Linked DNA regions of Mus musculus: region 1 is linked to region 2. A link is a loop called in an ENCODE intact Hi-C map of the cell type or tissue named here. Cell type or tissue: heart. All regions are shown on one strand. Links, peaks and the distances in the headings refer to the core of each region. The heading gives the core; the rest is flanking DNA.

Region 1 (8,155 bases), core at 2,459-6,458, 96 kb before region 2:
TAGTTTTTTTTCTGAACTTCTCAATTATGCCAAATCAAAATCCTACTATCATCTTTCATTCCACTTCCTCTCTTCTCTAAAATTCAATGGCTGCTCAATTTCATTTGGTTCAACCTCTCCATCTTTTCCCCTTCTCAGTCTCTGTGGACCTTTCTAGCACAGTCCAGGCACTCCTCCTCACCGTGGACTCCTGATTCATCTGCCTTCTTCAATTCATCATGCAGAAGGGCACATTGCAAGAGAGATTGGGTTTTTATCATAACCAACCCATTGTCTAGTATGCTTCTTCCCAGTTCAAAGGAGATAACATGAAGGATGCCTTACTGCTTCTACATGGGGGCTATGCCTATAAAAGAATGATTATCTCTGTGCTTGCCGGTTCCTGCAGCATCTGACACCTCACTCCAGAGCTGAACCTCTAGTGCTCGTTTTCAAAAGTCATCTCATACCTGAAAGTCATCTCTTCTCCAGAGAGAAGCAAGTGCATATGACCCTCCATGCTTCTGGAACCGAAAAGAAATGAACAAAATAGAACCAAAAGCCAAAACCAGTAAAAATTATGTTGAGTCCTGTCTACATATTCCTTACCTATTACCAGCAACTCTGCCTTTAGTGAGGCTCCCAGTGAAATCACTTTGCACTGCTTTAGAGATTATCCTTCCCTCTGACCACTCAGATCATCACATGACAGACCTGTTGTTAGGGTTTATCCAGAGCAGACCCATTCACAGAAAGGATTGTGGGGGGAGCAGACAGGGCTGGCATCAGGGACAGTAGTACATCTCGGCTCAGCTCAAGGTTAAAAGGAAAGAAGACCCTTGAGGTCTTTAGTCTTCACTGAACCTTGGAGATACCGTAAGGCTATGAACCAAATGTCATGAGGACTGAGTTATAACCCACCACATCACTTCCTTCTCCTTCTATGAATTTGAGCAGGTCACCTGACTTTTATAAGCCTTGATTCGCACCATTTAATGGAGGAGCTGTGTTAGATGACCAGGAAGATATCTCCTAACACTGCACCTATCCAATATGCTCAAACTCTGCATTAATCAGATAGAGGTTATGATGTGTAACCCAAACCCCAAAGCCTCTCGGCTTTTTATAATAACGCAGATCTCTCCAGAACAGACTGCCACAGGCTCCTCCCACTACTTATCTGTCATGTGGAACATGCAATCTCATGAGTAATGGACAAGAGAATGGGTGGCTAAAAGAATCGATGACTCTCTTCAGGAATAGTAAGACATTTCTGCTCTTTCTATTCTTCAGAAACCCTGGTAGGAGGAAGGAGGGATGGTAGAAGAGGTGGAAAGAAGACTCATTATGAGCTCAGAAGAAGGGGAAACTGAATGCTGGCAAATTCTCATAATATCTGCATGGATATTAGTTGACTCTCCAGCAGTAAATAAACAAAAAACAAAAAACACTTTACTTTTCCAAATGCTTTATATATAATTATGCATTATACATAGTTCTGACACTTTTTTGAGGGTAGAGAAAATGCTACCACATTCATTTTACCAGTGAGAAGTCTGTCCAGAGATGCAAGGTCACAGAACCACCTAATGTCTAGGACAAGACTAGATTCTGTGTCTCTTGCTCTCTGCTTCCCACTGACTAAAAGAATTCCATATTTTCCCATCAGAAAACCTGACTGTGCCATTCATTACACTGACAAGCATAGGATCTCCTTAGGTCTTGTCCCCATTGACCAACAGCAACTTGAGGGAGAAACGGTTTATTTTATTTATCTTATAGTTTGTAGTCTGTCATCCAGAGAAGTCAGAGTAGACACTCAAGATAGGATCCTGGGGCCAGGGGCTAATGCAGAGACCATGGAGGAGTGCTGCTTACAGGGTTAGTCCTTGTGGCTTGCTCAGCTTGCTTTATTACAGCATGCAAGGTTACCAGGCCAAGAGCCAGACCCTCCACAGTGCCCTGAGCCCATTCACATTATCAACTAAGAAAATGCACCACAGGCTTACCCGGAGGTCAATCTGGTGGTGGCATTTTCTCAATTAAGCTTCTCCCTTCTCAAAGGACTCGAGCTCTGGTTACATTAGAGCCCATCAACACAGAAACTAAGACTTCTTTGGCGGCCAGGCAGGAGTTCCAAATTTTCACAGCACCAGGTAGGTTGCCTGGAACTACACAGAAGCTCGCAGTGTGCTTAGCTTTTGTTTCTTGTGGGTGATGACAAGAAGGAAGAGAGGAGGAGGGACAGAGAAAGGAAAGAGAAGAGGGAGGAGGATGGGAAGGGAGAGAAACAGGACTAGTAAAGATTGAACAGTAGCTGAAAATCCAAGAGAGGAATAGAGGCGTGGTTATTAGTGTGAAGAATCATTTGGTTGTGTTTCTCAGCAAAATAATAAATACTTAGGATGAGAGAATAAAATTTCAGCCCCAAACTGCAAGGAGTCATGGATACTGTAAGAAGAAAGGCCCAGAGAGTGGAGGAAAACAGGGGAACACAGCCCCTGCCCCCCTTCTCTCACTATGACCTGCAATGGGCGGATTCAAGTTCATCTGTGGAGGCAAAGGCCAAGTCTCAACTTCAAAAAGCAGCTAGAGTGACCTTGGCTGCTGGTTTCCATGGTAACGGTGCACATCCCAAACTGTTCCTTCCTGTGTGGGAGGCAACATTTCAGAGAGACGGAAAGGCAGGATTTAACACTGGTTTTTCTCTATTGTGACCCTTCTCCTCTGGCAAACTGTGTCCTCCTTCTGAGTATTGCAGTCTCCTGAGAAAAGCATCCCCAGAAGAGGATGTTCCTGGGACACTCTTTGCAGATGCGTGCCCAGGACGCAGTTTAAAGGAAGATGGAAGCTGTGTTGGCTTTGGTTTCACACGGGCGCTGGGTGTTGCTCAGCGGCTCACTACTCCTTTCATGATCAGCTTCCCAAGGCGCAGGACCCAACATGTTGTCTTCATGTTGGAAGAGAGCAAAGTCCAAGAGGTTGGAGCGCTTCCCCGGTGCTCCAGAGCACGAAGTAGCAGAGTTAGGCGAGGAAGCAAACAGGACAAAGCTGGGCGTCTACCAGCCTTGACACACGGTAGTCCTGGCCTAGCCTGAGCCACTGCCCGCTACCTCTCTGCCACTGGTTGAATGTCCGCCCCAGCCCTAACCTCTGCCTCCACGCTATATCCTGCGGCTTTCTTCAGCAGCTTTGTTCTGTACTTTAGAATACAGAACAAAAGTATACTATGTCTAAAAATGGAGTTTAAGTTGCCTTATAAGATCAATATTCTGCAACGTCTCGGGCTAGAGGAGCATTTTACAGGATGATAAGTAGTCTTTCTTCAGTTGAGCCATGGATGAGCAGGTCTTACCACAAACCCTCCAGTCGTAGCTCCAAATGCATTCTGGGGTCCATTTTCCAACCAGGATCTCAAGCCAAAAGCACTCAACCCTTGGCTCAACTTCAGCCCTTCCCGGTAATTCGGATCCCATGATTCCGTTGCTGAAAGCAATCTCTTCCTCTGCAGGAGCCCTGTGTGGCTCTGACGTACAAAGGTGTAATTAGAAGAGCATGGAGCCAGCAGGACGATCCATTTACCTCATCCTGCACCGTTCACGTGCTTTTGAAATATGTTTCTAATATCTGAGGTGCACAGGGCCAAATTCCCTTCGCAGTCTTTCACATGCATGAGTAAATCCACACAGACCAAACCCCTTGGGCCTTAGGTTCTGCTTAGAAGTTCTATTTTTTTTTCTTTTAAAGAAAACAAATATTCCATTAAAACGACACAGTGTACTCTGCATATTTTTAGGACAATTAGAGTTTAGAATTCCCTCTTCTTCCGCCCATGGCAACCAAAAGGTTTTCTTAACTATTTCCTTACCAAGAATGACAAGAAGCTGGGGTAAAGGGTTTTCTCTTATTATAAACTTTCCGTGTTGTTCGTCAGTGTTAATGGCTGGTAAATCAAGGTCCTTGCTATATTATTCCAGAAGGTTCCAGGCTCCCCTGCTCCATTACTAAGTAGATCCTTTTTAGGTAACTATTTGCAAACCTATGGAAATGTTTACTTGAAATAGAAAGAAAAAATGAAGCTCACAAGAAACAGACACACATAAAAGCAAGATTCCCCCCCCCCACACACACACACACACACACACTTTGTCTGCTTGGTTTGAAAATGGGTCACAGGTTTTGATCATTTTTCTTTAGCATTCTGACTGTGCAAATAAACTTATAAAGGAGAGGCAGCCCAGGCTCCCCAGGCTGCCCTGGCTCCCCAGGCTGCCCTGGCTCCCCAGTCTGCCCATGTTTCAGCCTTTGAGACAGAGACACAGCAAGAAGTCTAAGAGAGAGAGACCTAGAAATTATTCTTACACCATGGTGGCTGAAACAGAACTCCAGCTGTGGACTTTTGATTGCGTTCGTAAAATCTGTTCTGTTGTTCATATGACACCACCCTGCCCGTTAAGCCTGGACTGCCGGGGCCACACATGTGGATGATGTTTGCCAAGTCAGCGTGCAAATCAAATGTTTTCTTGCAACCAAATTTGGAGAGACATCTTAGCAGCACCCGCCAAGCCACCCACATTCGAGTCCAAAAGCTCCCGGGCCTTTGCAGAAGAAGGTGATGTAAGACCATCCTTAGCTTGTTTTCCAGTCCCAACAAAGTGGATCAAAGAATGGAAAAGACACTACACACCCTTTAGCAAAAGATGTGCCTTTTCGGAAGTCTGACCCCGACCCGAATAGAATACAGTGATAGCTTGCAACAGCTTAGAAACGAGAAATCATACAAATATTGAAGGATCAAAGAAATGTGGCTTCTCATATCGAAAATGTGTTTATTTAAATTAAAAAATATCGTGAAAATTACAAACCATTAAATACACCAGACAATTGTCTACAACTCAGCATACTGGAAGGAAGTATATACATCACTTTGTAACAGGCGCAGACAGACTTGCACCAAACCAGGATTAAGCAATGGAAAATGTGACAACGCACATGTCTGTCGCAGTAAAGTTTCAGAATTCAAGTGATTCCAGGCACGAGGCCAAACTTAACTTGGCTTCTTTCAACTTAAACGGCCCCCTTTGGAGTTGATCCACACTCTGAATCTTAAAGTGAACAGAGGGCCCCTTTCCGCCTCTAACATAAATTACCTTTCTATCTCTGTGTCAAAACTGATTGAAAAAAACAGCTCCTTATAGTGTTAACCCCTCATGGGGACATTAGTGACTGCTCTGTCTCCAATCCAGGGAGAGTTCAGATAAATAAAAATTAAGAAGGTTTTGCACTAGAGGCAAACTTGACCTTTGGGGAGTTTTCTGCTTCCTTCTGGTCTTCTAAGGGCACAAGAGCCTGCTGCAAAGCTCTTGAGTAGCTCCCTTTAAATTTCTCTTTCCCTCGGTTGGGTGTGTTAACATCCTCCCATCCACACGACTCTGCAGAGGAAACTATGCTGCCAGCTTCTTCAGTCGCATCCTGGGAAAGCCACAGTAAGGAAGGCCGATGATCCAGCCTCGAATTCCCCAGCTACACATATCCAAAGTCTCCAACTGTGTCTTTAAGTCAACACATCTTTCTCCAGACTAAGCGGCCAAAGGGGAAATACTTGCTCCAAACTTCCTCACACCAGGCTGTGGAGGATTTATCACACAGTACAAAGTCTAAAGATGTCCTCCCAGCCCCCTGGGGCTGCACAGCCTCAGGAGCCTCATGTAGGCAGAATCTTGTGATGACATGCCCAGAACCTCACAGTGAATGAGTGTCAGGGCTCAGACCAGGAAGCACATTGCTTGAACCCCAGCTCTGCTCGATCTCGCCTAAGTATGCCCTTCCAGGGTCCAGCTACGTGACAAAACCCCATATTATGAGGCCCACATGTGTCCTTTCTGGCCTCAGAAAACTAGGCTGGGAAAAAGAGCTGCAGCAGAGCTGTCAATGATTTGGCCTTGTATAACCCCACCATTACCCAATCTGTGAAGGTCAGGAGGACCACCATGAACAGCCATCCCGAATGCAGGCTTGGTTATGAGGAAGCTGACTGGCAAAGAAAGCCATGCTCACCTGCAATGCTGTAGAGTTCAAGCTCACAGGTGAGACAAAAGCTCAGATGAGGTCATAGCTTATACTCCCAGCTAATTCAGACATGTGTACGAATTACCTTCTCCCTTTGCATTGTGCAAACAATCTGGGTTCTCTCTTCAGCTTTCTCCCACCTCCAAGTGAAATATATAACTGTCTCTAATCGAATGCCACAGGCACACATTAAAGATACTTACAGCCCATCAGATCTAGAAGAACAAAGCTCTAGGAAAATTAGCAAATCGAAACGAGTCCTTCAGCCTGCCCTGGGCAGTTGTCAGCCCTGGGCACAGACAGATGCTGCAGAAGTTACCCAGGGCCTCCAGTGAAAAAACACCACATTATCCAGCCAGATGCTGACCACAGACCCACCACCACCCAGGCCCCAGAGTCAATGGTCATGCTGTATGTCTCTGGGACTTTTTCAGAGATGAGTCCCACAGGAACCTCAAGGACTGCAGCTGAGCCTTGTCTCTCCCTGCCCCATTTTGGAGCTTGCCCTCAGTCTGTTCAATGTGGCAGCCGCAGAGCAAAAGCGAAACCCGGCACTTGGCAAGTGTCTTCCCTCTGTCAAGTGTAGCTTACGGAGCTACCTCCTAGCACCTGGTGGGTGCTAGGAATTCTGGTGGATGTTCTCGGAAGAGCCTTCACTGCTGTCGTTGAGAGGCGTCTCGGAGGTCTCCTCCAGCTCGTCATCAGCCCCCTCCTCCTGGATGGGAAGGTGCACATCAGGAGAGGAGGACTCGGAGCTCACACTGTCCCCTTCCATCGAGCAAAGAGTGCAGGACAGTGCCGGCGCCACACTCTCCTGCAGCATATTCAGCATCATGGGCACCTGCCCTGACCTCAAGCCGGACATCATAGGTAGCGGCTTCATAGCCTCCCCCCACAGCCTCTCCTCGTCTTTGTACAACAGCAGAAGGCTGGACTTCTTCTCCCGCCTCTTGGATTTCATGTAGCCCAGCATGATTCCGATCAGGAAAACGCCATAGAAGGACATAACGACCAAAATATAGAAGTATTCATTGCCATTACCACTGCTGTTACTAGGCACATGGGACTCGAGGGGGCTGCTGGAGGCTGCAGCGCTGGGGTATGTGCTGTTCAGAGGCTCCATCCTCAGCATTGAATTGCCGCTCACACAGCCGGGATCTGGGGAGAGAGCCGCAAGTTAAACCTTCCACCTGGATCCATGGGACAGGCAGAAGGCAAGCACATGGCTCGTGAAATTGCAATAGATCAAAATACACCTATTTTGATTAAGAACAGGAATGAAAGAAAGAGCTGAACGTAAGGCATCTCACCAAGCAGTCAACGGGTTAGCTCAGAGAGCTTGGAGCAAGTAAGAGAAATTAGGGGAGGGAAAGGAGGAAAAAATGAGAAAAATGTTCACCAGATAGAAAAATCGGTGATAGACAGACAGGTGATCGATAGGTAGGTAGATAGATAGATAGATAGATAGATAGATAGATAGATGGATGGATGGATAGATTATACACTTTATTTACATTTCAGAAAATAACTATGCATTAGCTCTATACTTTGAACATTATAGACCATATAAGGATTCATGGGGGGAAAGCATCTTAAAATTGAAAGGCATGCTTTAGCTGGCACGGCAGAAGCAAACTTTACATTTTGTTTCAAAAGCTTCAACTTCCAAAACAAAGTTTCCTTACATAAAAAAGAAAGAAAGAAAACTTTCTCTATTAATAGAACTATTCCCCCTTGCATGTCTCCGAAGACAAGGAGTCTTGCTAACTTACCAAAAGCTGACAGTTTGTCCCAAGTGTGGAACTCTTAAACGGCCAAATCTGAGGATGTTTCTCTTCTCTGTCAGGCTCTGCGCTCTGACAGCCCGGCTGCTGTCCTTGGGATATATAGTCAAGAAATGCATCGTCACGTGTTCCGGGAGGAAAATTTACAACAGAGGTTGACTGTGGCTGAGCAAGCAGCAAACTCAAAGCGCTGCAGTTCAACTCTCTGAACTCTGCAGCTGTGAAGAGAGAAGGAGGGGGGGAGTAGGAGCTCCCTGTCCCGGACCGACCAACCCAGCTCAGAGCAAGAGGCTTTGGGTGGCCAAAATCAAAGTGTGAAAAGG
Region 2 (8,155 bases), core at 1,788-5,787:
AAATCTTTCCATAAGCAAAGCCACGCCTTTTGACTCTGACCTCAGCACCAGAGTGCCAGGGCATTGTGGACCACACAAATAATGTCTGATGACAGTGCCCATTGCCAAACCAAAGCAGAATACTAAAAAGAATAAGGAACGGATCACTGTGTGCACAAGAGAAGTCTCAAAATGTTAAAAAAAAATCATGTTCTCACTTATGTATCTTCTTGGATCTTAACATCTTCATTTACATAAAAAATATTTTTTTAAAGTAAACAAACACTAGGGAGATAATTCAGTTGGTAGGGTGCCTTCCTTGTGGGAGGAAAAGAACTGTGTTCCATTCCTAGCATCGAGAGAGAGAGAGAGAGAGAGAGAGAGAGAGAGAGAGCTTACTAGACACGATGGCATGGCTTGTGCCTGTAATCTCAGCACTGTGGAGGCAAAGAAAGGTGGGTCCCTGGGGCTCACCAGCTGTCCTAGTCTACTTGGAAAGAGCCAAGACAATGACAGATTTTATCTCAAGATATGGATGGTTCCTGAGGAACAACACCTACAGCTGTTCTCTGGCCTCCACATGCATACACACACACACACACACACACACCAATTAAATGCATAACTGAGCACAATAGGTCACATCTGCAATCCCTACCCTCAGAAGCCCAAAGCAAGAGAACTGCAGTAAATTTGAGTCCAGCTGTAGAGGAAGGCCCTGTCTGAGAAACACAAATGGAGACACCCTATTCAAAAATCAGCAGGCGTCTTCCTTATCTTAGCTCGGAAACGCCTTCATTTCTATTAAAATGTGTGGAATCATTTCTGTCAATATGCTATCCAGGGCTAGTCAGATTCGTGGGGGAAATCTCACCAGTGGTATGTGTGCTGGGCTTATCAGACATGGGCTGACCCGGAAGCTAAGGGCTGGAGGAAGGGATCATCTCACTGCATAAGCATCTCTGATGATGGTGACAGACAAGAAGCTTCGGAGACCCTGGGAACAAGCCATTCTCGGGCTCAGAGTCACGGGTTCTGCATCTGAGGCTCTATCTGTTGTTTGATGTTTCTCCTTACAGCACTTACCAGGAAGCTGATGTAGCACAGAGCCAAGCAGAGAAAGAAAGGTGGGTAGCCAGACCTTCTGCTTACCCAAGGGTCTCCCTGTCCCGCTGCCTCACAGCACCCCCTGAGAAAGCCTTATCAGTTTCTCAAACAGCCTCTGAACCTCTTCCCTCCCAAAGATGAATACATTAGATCCCTTCCAGCCATGGAGTTGGTTGTTGTTGTCGAGATCCTTATACACACAGCGTGAGTTTGTCCTCTGGAAATAACTGGGAAGTATCCAGGAAAAGAATTACTGCAAATAAACACTACAGTGAATGCTCCCTGAAACCTGATGCTAGGTCTGTGGAGTAGCTGTTTTTAAAAAAAAATCACAATCGTGTGTGTGTATGTGTGTCTGCGTGTGTGTGTGTGTGTGTGTGTGTGTGTGTGTGTGTGTGTGTAAGAGAAGCTGAGGTTTTTTTTTTTAATCAAATTTAACCGAGGCAATAAATTAATTTTATATTCCAGTGGTAGAAAAATAATCTGGTCTCTCATCTGGAAGCCAGGAGAAATACAAGTTTCTCATTTCTCATCTTGGGAAGATGCCAGGGGCCAGTAGGTGGGAGAGGTGAGGGGGGCAAGGGAGAAGTTTTTCTTTTCTAATCTTGTTTTCTTTTTTTTTTTTTTAAGTTGTATAACACGTATTGTCCTGCTTAAAACTCCCTAAAAAATAAAAAAAAAAAAAAATAGCTTAGTCTCCGGCTCCAACCCTCCATCTGCTGTAAGGCAAAAGTCATGGAAACTGCACCTAGGCCAAAGGAAATGATAAAAACGGTTTCCGTGATGCCAAAAAGGGACATTGGTCTCCACACAGAGGCATCTGTCAAATGCCAGCTCGTTTCCCGGCTGATTCTCCCCAACTCTCGCTATTTCCCATCAATATTGTACCAACCTTCAAAGCCCAGCTCAGCAGTGCCACTAGCACCTAGTGGATGGAAGGAGGCCAGGCAGGAAGCTGGTATGCCTTTTGTCCCCTGAACAGCAAACAATCCCAAGCATGGGCTGCAAAAAGGCTAAGAAAGCCTGACTGAGTGCTAGTCTGGCTGGGTGCTGGCCTGGCTGGGTGTTGGCCTTGGCTGGGTGCTAGTCTGAGTGTGTGCTAACCTGGATGGGTGCTGGTCTGGCTGTATGCTGGACTGGCTGGGTGCTGGTCTGGCTGGGTGCTAGTCTGGCTGTGTGCTGGCCTGGCTGGGTGCTGGCTCGTTACTGTTTTGGTAGAGTGCTAACATGGCTGAGGGCTGTTTTGGTAGGGTGCTGGCCATAACCCTCTCTCCTACAAGGTTTGATTTCATCCTTCTGCTTTAAAGTCCTGCTTCTCTCAAAAAAAAAAAAAAAAATGCATTCTTCAGTGGGGCAGACACTGTAATAAATAACTGCAAACACCTGAAATTAAGTCAATGTAAGTATGAAAGTAAAAGCAGGAAGTAATTAAGAAGATGAAAATTATTATTATCAGGAGTTGAAGGGAACTGTAAATATAGACAAAAATATTATGTATAAGTAGAGACTGGCATGGTGAAACCTGTCATAATGTACAATTAATATATACTAAGAAAAAAATCATTTTGAAAAATCCTCCTTTTCGCCCCAGCCTCTCTCTGACTCATATCCTGCTCTCTAGCCCCACTCTGCCCGGCAGCCAGCCTGGCCTCCTTGGTCCCTTCTCAGGGTTGCTACATTACTGTACCCTCACAGGAAGTCTCTCCCCTAAGGTTTTCAGGGCTTGCTCATCAAACCGTCAGGTCTTAATGAAATGTCATCTTTCCCAGGAGGTCTTCTGGGACCATGGATTGAAAGGAACATCCCTCCACTCCCACCTGATGCCCCCATGATATTTGTTGCCATCTGACACACAGGTTATTTATCTTATCTAAGCTGTGATCAGAGTCCCTGTAGGATGGATGCAAGCTCTTCAAAGACAGGGGATGATTTTATTACCGTTGTCACTACACACAGCTTAGTGCACATCATAGAAAACGTCCAGTGTGATGAACAATTAAACCACGAGTTAGACCTGAAAACTGCCTTTGTACAGGAGTTAACACGCACACCCCGTTTTCAACACCCTATCTGTCACTGATCTCTTGTACAAGCCAGAAAGAGTCCTTGGGGTTTCCTACACATTTCATTTAGTTTGTTAGGACTTCGACTTTTCATTGTATATTCATGCAGAATGCTCTAAACGCCAGCTATCTTGTGAAGACTGTAAAGGCTTCATCAAACCAATCCAGCTTCTTCCAGACCCGAGGCTGTGCTGCGCTGAGACGCCATGAGCGGGGTTCCTCCGCCATCCAGTGGACACCTATGGAATTACAACTACGAAGAAGATTTCCTGCTTTCACGCATGCGCTTGAGAAATACCTGCTTATTGAAGTCTCTTCCCCAACCCCAAAAAGCACCCCACCTCATCCTCTGGCCAGGCCTCGGTTTCCAAACGTCCCTTGGCTAGAACTGTTTTAAGTTACTGATTTTCACTCACATGGAAAATGAATTTCCTCCTGGCCCAACAAGCAGGACTCCATCCTCCCAGCTACCCCTAAATTCGGAAACCCTGCGGGGGGCGTGGGGCAAGACTCCAGGAGCAATGTGGGGGAGGCTGGCGGCCCTCCAAAATCAAGCCTGATGCGCCAGCTTGGGACGTCCTAACATATATCTTTCATTCCAAAATCAGAAGCCAGGTGCTAGGTATAAACTCTTAGGAGAGAGTTGTTTCAGTCATTCTGTATCAAGACCAGCAGCGGGTCCTTGTTTAGAGGGCAGAGGTGAAAGGCGGTTCCTTTAGAAGGCAAGATGTTGAAGCAGATTGAAGGGTCAGGTCTGTGACACAGGGCGGCAGGTGAGGCGGGAGAGGCGTCTAAATTCAACTTCACAGGCATACGAAATACCTTTGGCTCCGCCTAGCTAGCTGTATGTGACAACACAGAGTACTGAGGGGAAAGGATCCAGGACGTAGCTGAGCCACCTCAGCTTAGCCTGTCTTGACAACAGCCATCAAAAGAGGCTGGGAAAAGGCTGAAGACCAAATGATGTGGCGTGTTGTCATGAGACAAACCTCTTGAAATGACCCCCATGTCTTACTTATGGGAAGGAATCGTGTTAGTCAAGATTTTGGAAACTGCCTGCTTTTGCAGTATCTATAGAAGAAATGAAGTAGAGCATAGAGTGTTAAGATTTCGTCTTCATGGATACAGAAAATGTGGTACATTTACACAATGGAGTACTACTCAGCTATTAAAAAGAATGAATTTATGAAATTCCTAGGCAAATGGATGGACCTGGAGGGCATCATCCTGAGTGAGGTAACCCAATCACAGAAGAACTCACATGATATGTACTCACTGATAAGTGGATATTAGCCCAGAAACTTAGAATACCCAAGATACAAGATACAAAGCACAAGAAACTCAAGAAGAACGAAGACCAAAGTGTGGGCACTTTGCCCCTTCTTAGAATTGGGAACAAAACACCCATGGAAGGAGTTACAGAGACAAAGTTTGGAGCTGAGACAAAAGGATGGACCATCTAGAGACTACCATATCCGGGGATCCATCCCATAATCAGCCTCCAAACGCAGACACCATTGCATACACTAGCAAGATTTTGCTGAAAGGACCCTGATATATCTGTCTCTTGTGAGACTATGCCGGGGCCTAGCAAACACAGAAGTGGATGCTCACAGTCAGCTATTGAATGGATCACAGGGCCCCCAATGGAGGAGCTAGAGAAAGTACCCAAGGAGCTAAAGGGAACTGCAACCCTATAGGTGGAACAACATTATGAACTAACCAGTACCCCCCAGAGCTCATGTCTCTAGCTGCATATGTATCAGAAGATGGCCTAGCCAGCCATCAGTGGAAAGAGAGGCCCATTGTACTTGCAAACTTTATATGCCCCAGTACAGGGGAATGCCAGGGCCAAGAAGTGGGAGTGGGTGGGTAGGGGATGGGGGGGGGGGGGTATGGGGGACTTTTGGGATAGCATTGGAAATGTAAATGAGGAAAATACATAATAAAAAAATTTAAATAAAAAGATTTCATCTTCAAGAGGGAATATCCAAATCACCATCAGAAGGAGAAGGAGGAAAGTCCACTGTAATGGAAAACTGGGGGAAGCACAACCCAGCTCTCTTCAGCACCCAGCTATCCAACCTTGGGTTCAGCCTCCCTGGGTGCCATGTCCCGCCCTGTGAAATGATATGGTGAGCTGTGATAAGCAGTTCTGCAACTCCTCAGAAAACTCAGCACAGAATTCCCATGTGACCCCAAATCCTGCTTCTGGGTGCTTGCCTCAAAGTGAAGGCAGGAACTCAAGCAGGCATCTACACTGTCAAAGGTACAGACACTCCAACGCCTATCACCAAGGGACTGAATATACACAATGTGGTGTGTATGATGGTTATCTGGGCAGTGATTGTGTGTGGTTTTAATCCCAGCACTCAGGAGGTAGAGGCAGGAGGTGAATCTCTGTCTTTGAGATTAGCCTGGTGTACAGAGCAAGTTCCAGGACAGCCAGGGCTACACAGAGAAACCATGTCTTGGAGGGGGGGGGGGGGAGGAAGAGGAGGAGAAGGAGAAAGAGGAGGAAGAGGAGGAAGGAAAGGAGGAGGAGGAAGAGGAGGAGGAGGAAGAAGAAGAAAAAGAAGAAGAAGAAGAAGAAAAAAGAAGAAGAAGAAGAAGAAGAAGAAGAAGAAGAAGAAGAAGAAGAAGAAGAAGAAGAAGAAGAAGAAGAAGAAGAAGAAGAAGAAGAAGAAGAAGAAAGGCAGTATTACCACAATAAAAAGCAAACCCATAGATCAAATAGATAAACTGGTATGAAGATTGGTGTTAATTATCAACTTGATATTGTCTTAACTCACCTGGAAGTTGGCCTATAGGCATACCTGTGGAGGATTGTCTTATGTTCACTGATATGGGATAGGATGGCCCATCTTACCTGTGGGTGGCACCATTCTCTGGGCTGGCAATCCTGATTGTAGAAACTGGAGAGACTCCATTGAGCATGACTCCTTGTAACTCTTCATACAACCAACTGCTTCAATCTCCTGCTGCCAGGGCATCCACACCATGGTGGGCTATATGAGCCTGTGAGATGAAAGAGATTTTGTCCTTAAGTTACTTTGGTCAGAGTGCTGTATTGCTCCAACAGGGAAACTGAGAGAATAGAGAATAGCAGCAAAACAGAAGGGGGCAGACAGGTGAAAGATGGAGAGAGAATGGATAAAGAGTTTATAGACAAACACGCAGGCAGAGAGAGGGAGTAGGAAGGACAGAACAGCAGAAAGCTACACACAGTCATGCTTTGTGATGGGTAGTCTTTGCTGTCCGCTTGGCACACTTGGGAAGAGGAAACTTCAATTGTCTCCATCCGATTGGAAGACAGGCAAGTCCGTGAGGCATTTTCTTGGTTGCTAATTAGCTTAGGAGGGCACGTCCCACTGTGGATAGCAGCGCCTCTGTGCATATGGCCATACATACATGTGGAAGAAAGGCAGATGGACATGAGCCTAGGGACTCTGCTTCAAGTCCCTGCCTCAAACTCCATTCCTACCTTGGCGTCCCTCAATGATGAAATGTAACCTCTATGCTGGAATAAGCACCCCCCCCCACTTAGTTGCTTTTGGTCTGTGTTTATTACACAATTAGAGAATGATATTTGGCCTCCCCTCCAAAACACCCAGTGCCTGCACTGTATTATCCACAGTGATGTTTAACTGAAGGTTCATTCACTATGTCCAAAAATTGAGTTCAACAGACTTTGTGAGCTAAAGTAGGGTCGTTTTATTTATTATTGTAGCCCCCAAAATGGAAGTCTTTATAATGAGTTGTCTCCGGAGAGAATCTCACACAGCCTTCCTCCCGAGTCACCTCCATCCTAGCCCAGTTATCTCTCCTGAGAAATGCCCACAGGGATGGCAATGTGTCGCCTCCACTTTCAGTGTAGAGAGTGACTGGTTTTCCTTCCATTTTAATCAATATGGACCATTCCAAAGCCAGGAAAAGTCATGTGTCAGACGAAAGGAAAGGCAGAACACCATGGGAATGACAGTTAACAGGATGCAGCCATTTGCCAAAAATATGACCTATGGGCTGAGAAACATGTCATGGTGTTCTGCTCACAGCTTTTAGTTGGGTGTGCTGGAATCCACCACTTGGTTCTCTCTGGGACAAAAGCATCCAGCTTTGCTGGGCATGAGTGAAGGAAAGGGATGGGGAAAGAAGGCACTGCCCACAGAAGAAGGAAGGAGAGAATTCTCCAACTCCAAACACTGGAAATTCCACGAGGAAGTAACCTACTTGCCCTAGCAAACCAAAACAAACAAAAACAAGAGATAACAGAGAGTAAGACCGCCAGGCTCTGGCTGTTCAAGAAGGAAAGGAAGTCGAGGGCTCTAACTTTAAAGGAGTTAACAAGCATGTCTGCACACAGAGCCCGTGCTGTGCTTTCTCACCATATCCAAGACCTGTAGATGTGCACGCTCCATGCTGAGAATATCAAAGACCATAGGAGTGATCCGAATGCCTCTCCAGATGTGAGTCCCTTCTGTGAGGACTGATGGTAACAAGAGGCATTAAGCAAGGCAGTGATGCTCACTGGAGATGTCATCTCCCTCGGTGACGGTAATAGCGTGCCTTCCACACACAGCTCGATGAAAACAAAACTGGGTCCTTCTTCATTGCACACCATAGTAGAATTGAGCATTTTAAAGAACCTAATCCCAAACAGGAAGCTGAGTTGAGTGGCTAGGTCAACAAGTAATGTAGAAGGTGAGATTCTAGGGGCTGGGAACATAGCTCAGTTGGTAAAATTCTCAACACATATACTAGAGGCCCTGGGTGGGATCCCCAGCACCACGTAAACCAGGCGTAATAACACATTCCTATAACGTCAGCACTACAGACATAGAGGCAGGAGAATCAGACGTTTAAGGCTATCCTTGGCTACGTAGCAAGTTAAAGGCCAGCCCAGTAAAAATGAGACATCTTTTATACATACATACACACACATATACATATGTAATATAGAGCAATATCATATGTATGTGTATGTATATATATATATACATATATAT

Evidence for each region. A loop is a pair of places that touch in the nucleus more often than their neighbours do. Peaks named below come from ENCODE experiments on the same cell type or tissue, not always from the same donor. Only the 100,000 strongest peaks of a DNase experiment are listed, where the experiment ranks them.
Region 1: a loop joins it to region 2, with 2.7 times the contacts of the local background. A loop is called at or near these places in 1 of 42 quality-filtered maps.

Annotation. Positions count from the first base shown.
Region 1 is chr1:78,816,662-78,824,816 of GRCm38, reverse strand. It overlaps Kcne4 (potassium voltage-gated channel, Isk-related subfamily, gene 4), which reads right to left and starts at 7,906. Exons shown (of 2, transcript NM_021342.2): 1 at 7,821-7,906; 2 at 4,785-7,206. The coding sequence starts at 7,180. The coding sequence ends at 6,668. The region is part of intron 3 of Gm29536 (predicted gene 29536); the gene reads left to right. In heart, for the core only: no CTCF peak of the experiment used is centred there; DNase peaks (open chromatin) are centred at 2,606, 4,486, 5,016, 5,536 and 1 weaker place; H3K27ac peaks cover 1,377 bases.
Region 2 is chr1:78,719,872-78,728,026 of GRCm38, reverse strand. Gm38631 (a long non-coding RNA gene) reads right to left here and starts at 8,043. Exons shown (of 4, transcript XR_865568.1): 1 at 7,535-8,043; 2 at 6,019-6,538. It overlaps Gm33693 (a long non-coding RNA gene), which reads left to right. Exons shown (of 5, transcript XR_865566.2): 4 at 1,059-1,106; 5 at 1,224-1,368. In heart, for the core only: CTCF peaks have their summits at 2,000 and 3,379 (motif pointing left); DNase peaks (open chromatin) are centred at 1,996 and 3,396; H3K27ac peaks cover 324 bases.